Linked DNA regions of Homo sapiens: region 2 is linked to region 1. A link is an interaction called in ENCODE POLR2A ChIA-PET data of the cell type or tissue named here. Cell type or tissue: HepG2. All regions are shown on one strand.

Region 1 (2,500 bases):
GGGGCAGCCAGGGTGGGGAGGTAGGATGTGTCCTGGCCTGGTGGTGGGGGACCCGGTGGGGCCTTCAGAGTTCAGAGCACTGGTGCCAACTCCTAACCCCATGGACATCTGGGGACATGCTACCTGCCTTCAGCAAATAGAGGCCCTCACCCGGTGATGGCAGCTCCGCTGGGGCACAGCCACTGAGCCTTCCTTTGAGCCCTCCCTGCAGAGGTTGGGGAGTGGGAAGCAGGCTGCCTGTGGTGGGGCCGGGGTGTCTCCTGGGAGCCTCATTCCGGGGGAGGCTGGGTGCAGGGCCCGTGAGCCTGAGCGAGGTGTCCTGGTCCAAGGCAGGTGCCGACACAGACACAGGTTAGCAATGGTGAGGGCGTGGGGGGCTCTGCTGCCCTGGGACCCCCACCTTCAGGCCTCTGTGCTGCCTGGTCAGCTCAGCTGCTGCCAGCGACACTCTTCCCCTAATGGAAGTGGAGGTCCCGGGGCGGAGGGGAGAGGACGGGGCCTGCTCTTCCCGCCTGTCAGGGATGGAGGCAGCCGAGCTATTTAGCAAGGTGCCACCACGAAGGGCTGTCCTCCCGCCCTCCTGGCCTCGGCTCCTTCCAGACGCTGCTCCCCAGGGTGGGTGCTGCTCCCCTTTCTCTTCACCCGCAGCACCAGGAGCTTGGTGGAAGCTCCGGCCGTCTCCGCACTGTATGGTTAGGGCCTGGCTGGGGGACCGGGTGGGGGTTGGAGTCCCACCTGCCAGTGCGGGACGCCGGGCAGGTTCTGCCCTCCTTGAGGCCTCATTTTCCCATCTGCACCATGTGGGGCGGTAGAGGGTGAGGTCCCCATATACTGGCCTGGCTCGGGGGTTGAATGGAAATGTGGGAGGCCTCTCAGTTCCCCACCACCTGCGCTGATCCCCGGGGAGACCCCCCAGGTGGGCAGTGTGAGTCTCGGAGCCAGGTGGTCCAGGGCCCCAGCCTGGAGGGGCACGGGGGCTGTCCTGGCTCTGCGCTGCCTGGGCTGTCAACCCTGGAGGTGTGGGGGCCCCTCAGCCTCACTGCCCACTCTCTGTTGTTCCAAAGGAAAGTCCTGGCTGCGCTTGAGGCCTCTGCTCTAAGATCAGCAGTGAGCCTGGTGGAGGGGGTGCAGTGGGGGCCAGCCTTGGCTTCCCCTCCCCTGGGATGAGCTGAGACGATGTCTGGCAGATGGCATGGCCGGCCTGCCTGGCGCTGGCCTCTGGGCAGCACAGTGTCCCCAAGGGTGGCAGAGGGCTCTGCCTTCAGCTCCCAGGCCTCTCTTTGAGGAGTTTAACATCCCAGGCCAGCCTTTGGATCAATTGTTCGGAAACAATCCGTTTCTGAACAAAGGCCCTGACGCTGGCAACCACAGCGTGTCTGAGCCTTGGGGAGTGTGTGGCTCCCTGTGGGTGGGGAGCAGCAGCGGTCGGTCGGGGGACACTGCCTACCCAGCTGTGGGCTCCAGGCAGCTCTGGTGCTGTTGGGGGTAGGTCAGACTTGTCCACCCAGTGACACAGGCCTGGCTCCACGGGGCCTCTGCAGGTTCCAGGTCCCAGCTGGCGGCAGGGCAGGCAGGCCGGGCCTCTGTGTGGAGAGGGCTGTCTCTGGGGGCAGAGATGTGGCATTGGCAGCCCAGGGCTGCAGGGGGCAGGCAGAGAAGTCAGGAGGCCCACGCAGGGGGACGGGAGTGAGCGTGGGGGACCTGGGCTTCCAGCCGCGCTTGTGCGATGTGAGCCGTGGTCCTGGCCTGATGACGGCAGGCCACCTCCTTGCTGTTCCCACGCAGCCCTGCTGCACCCACAGCCCCGCTGGGTCACAGTCTCCTCCTGGATTCCTGTGCCTCCAGCAAACTCCTACCCACCCTGCAGGAGCCAGCATTGGCACCCTGGGCAGGTGCCCACTGACGAGGGCTGTTCTGCTCTCCCTGCTTTGGACACTGGCCTCAGGGTGGGCCTTGGTCACTGGGTGGGGCTGGTCTCCTCATCTCTGGGCCCTGGGGTCCCTTGGAGAGCTCCTAGGGTCAGGGGTGAGGGAACGGAGGACAGATGGGGATGTGGAAACAGGACGTCGCTCAGGGCCCACAGCTTTAAGGAAACAAATCACAGCGAGCCACACAGATTGTAAGTGGACAGACTTGTCATCCCTGGAAACCAGCATCCCAGCCATGACGGGGACGTTCCCGCCAGCCCAGAGGGTCCTGAGGCTGTGCTGGCTGCTAGCATCCCTGTGTCTGGACAGAGCCCTGGCCCCTGCAGGGACCCAGCCCCCCATCCTATTCCAAGGACGTGGCTGGCAGCCCAGCCATCTGCCACAAAGCCGCATGGCCAGAGGGGCAGTGGGCTGAGGGCTGAGAGCTGGCCAGCGTGGCCCCCGTGGGCCCGGAGGGAGCATACTCGATGGACTCCAGTGACTGCACCCCTGCCCAAGGCCTACAGGAGGCTCAAGGGGGCCGTCCCGCAGCACCTGCCCAAGAGGCTCAGGTGGGCTGTCCAGACTGGAAA
Region 2 (2,500 bases), 230 kb before region 1:
CCCCTCGACGGCCACCCGTCCCTGCTGTGAGTGAGGTGCACCCCTCAACGGCCACCCGTCCCCGCCGTGAGTGAGGTGCACCCCTCAACGGCCACCCGTCCCCGCCGTGAGTGGGGTGCACCCCTCGACGGCCATCCGTCCACTCGCTCATTCAGTTGTTGGGGGGCTACAGGGGCTGCACAGCTCTAGGCGTTGGGATTCAGAGATCACAAGAGACAAATCTCTGCCTGGTGGTGCCTGTCCTGGCAGGACTTATAACAACAGACAAAAAGGACTTTATAAAGCCAGGAGGTGGCAGGTGCTCCACAGAAAAATAATGCAGGTACTTGGGGATGCAGCCAGCAGAATCTCAGGTGAGGAAAGACAATCCATTTTCTTTTCTCTGTTTTTTTTTTTTTTTGGTTTTTGTTTTTGTTTTTTGGTTTTTGGGTTTTTTTGGATACAGTCTCGCTCTGTCGTCACCCAGGCTGGAGTACAGTGGTGTGATCTCGGCTCACTGCAACCTCTGCCTCCCAGGTTCAAGCGATTCTCCTGCCTCGGCCTCTGCCCACCTCGGCCTCCCAAAGTGCTGGGATTACAGGTGCCTGCCACCATGCCCAGCTAATTTTTGTATTTTTAGTAGAGACGGGGTTTCACCATTTTGGCCACATTGGTCTCGAACTCTTGACCTCAGGTGATCTACCCGCCTCGGCCTCCCAAAGTGCTGGGATTCCAGGTGTGAGCCACGGCGCCCAGCCAGGACTCTTCTTTTTAGAACATAACCACAATGTCGTTGTCACACCTGGGAAAAGCGGTCACTTTCTACCTCAAATGTCCAGGATGCCACATTCCCCGTGGTCTCTGAAGGGTTTTTTAACAATTGTTTGTTTGAATCAGGGCCCACATTATGGACCTGGTTGGTAATTCTCCTGAGTTTCTGTTCATCTGTACCTTTCCCTTTCTCCCATCTTTTTTCCTGGAGATTTATTTGTGAAGAAACTGGATTGTCAGCCGGGCACGGTGGCTCACACCTGTAATCCCAGCACTTTGGGAGGCCGAGGCGGGCAGATCACCTGAGGTCAGGAGTTTGAGACCAGCCTGACCAACATGGAGAAACCCCGTCGCTACTAAAAATACAAAAATTAGCCGGCCGTGGTGGCGCATGCTTGTAATCCCAGCTACTCAAGAGGCTGAGGCAGGAGAATCGCTTGGACCCGGGAGGCGGAAGTTGCAGTGAGCCGAGATCGCTCCACTGCACGCCAGCCTGGGTGACAGAGTGAGACTCTGTCTCAAAAAAGAGTCTCTCTCTTTCAGAGACATATCCCAAGATATGTGCAGGTGACGTGCCGTGGTGCATGGAGGGCACAGAGCCTGCTGTGTGCTGGTAGGTGAGGGGGCCTGTGCTGGCCTCAGGATTCTGCAATTTTCCTTAATAAAGCCGAAAAAAATGCCGCCGGTCAAGAAGCAGGATGTTGGGGGAGCGGGGCTGGGATGCAACAGGGCATAGGGTGGTTGGGATTTCTCTGAAGACTGCAGTCCTGAGCCGGTGAGGGAGGGGCGTGCCTGGCGGGAGCCCTGAGGCTGCAGTGGAGCCTCTGCACAGTATGTCTGGGTTTGACTCGGTGAGAAAGGAGCCGTGGAGGGCTGGGGTGGGCTGGGCAGCCTTGGTTTACAACATCCACAGGGGCTGTTCTGCCACGTGGAGTGGACTGGGGCCAGCAAAGGGCAACAGGGAAGCCGGTGGGCCAGCTGGAAGTTTCCCAAAATGAGTGCTGGTGTCCCGGCCCTGATGGGACTGGAGGTGGACAGACTCTGGATTTCTGGGTCGAGCTGGGGCACAGCCAACAGATTTACCAGTGGGGGGCTGTGGGGGACACGTGGGGAGGGAGGGCGAGTGGGAACCAAGGTGGTCCCCGTGACTGGCAGGATAAAGGTGCCTCCCTTGTGGATGGTTGAGGGAGTGGGTGGGAGTCTTGGGCACACTGGATGGGGTGTCTGCTGGACAAGGGGTCAGTGACGGGGACTCCACAGCTCAGGGCAGAGTCTGGACTGGAGGAAATGTGGGCATCACCCTCGGGGGGGTGGAATTTGAAACCACACCCTAGCTGACGTCATCAAAGACTGGTCCTGGACCGGCAGGGCAGAGCCCAGCAGAGGTGGCCGGGTGGGGCGGGGAGAGCGGGGCGGGGACTCACCAATGTGCCTCCGCTCTGACACAGCAGCTGAGCCTCAAGCAGTGACTTCTCCTGTGGATGTAGACAGGTCTGCAGTCACCGTCCTGCCCCACAGGTGGGGAGACTGAGGCCAAGTGGGCAGGCGCTGGCCCAGGGTCCCCATCATCAGTGGTCAGTGCTGAGGGTGTGGGCCCAGGCAGCTTCATCCCGAAATGGCCCAGCCTTCTAGGGCAGGCACCACCAAGCATGGGTGTCAGTGGATGCCCGCAGGCATAGAACTCCTAGGCCCCCAAGGGAGGTGTGGCCTGAGGATGCAGGTGCCCTTCTCCCGGGACCCCCATATCCCG

Evidence for each region. ChIA-PET counts read pairs that join two places held together with the same protein. Peaks named below come from ENCODE experiments on the same cell type or tissue, not always from the same donor. Only the 100,000 strongest peaks of a DNase experiment are listed, where the experiment ranks them.
Region 2: POLR2A ChIA-PET joins it to region 1 with 5 read pairs; 3 of 35 experiments call an interaction of 5 or more read pairs at or near these places.

Annotation. Positions count from the first base shown.
Region 1 is chr11:853,610-856,109 of GRCh38, forward strand. The region is part of intron 3 of TSPAN4 (tetraspanin 4); the gene reads left to right. Among named protein-coding and RNA genes, the nearest start is that of TSPAN4, 12 kb to the left of the region's middle. RefSeq lists an enhancer at 898-1,411. In HepG2, no CTCF peak of the experiment used is centred here; no DNase peak of the experiment used is centred here.
Region 2 is chr11:622,039-624,538 of GRCh38, forward strand. It overlaps CDHR5 (cadherin related family member 5), which reads right to left. Exons shown (of 15, transcript NM_021924.5): 3 at 2,175-2,225. Among named protein-coding and RNA genes, the nearest start is that of CDHR5, 1.7 kb to the right of the region's middle. In HepG2, no CTCF peak of the experiment used is centred here; no DNase peak of the experiment used is centred here; H3K4me3 peaks cover 90 bases.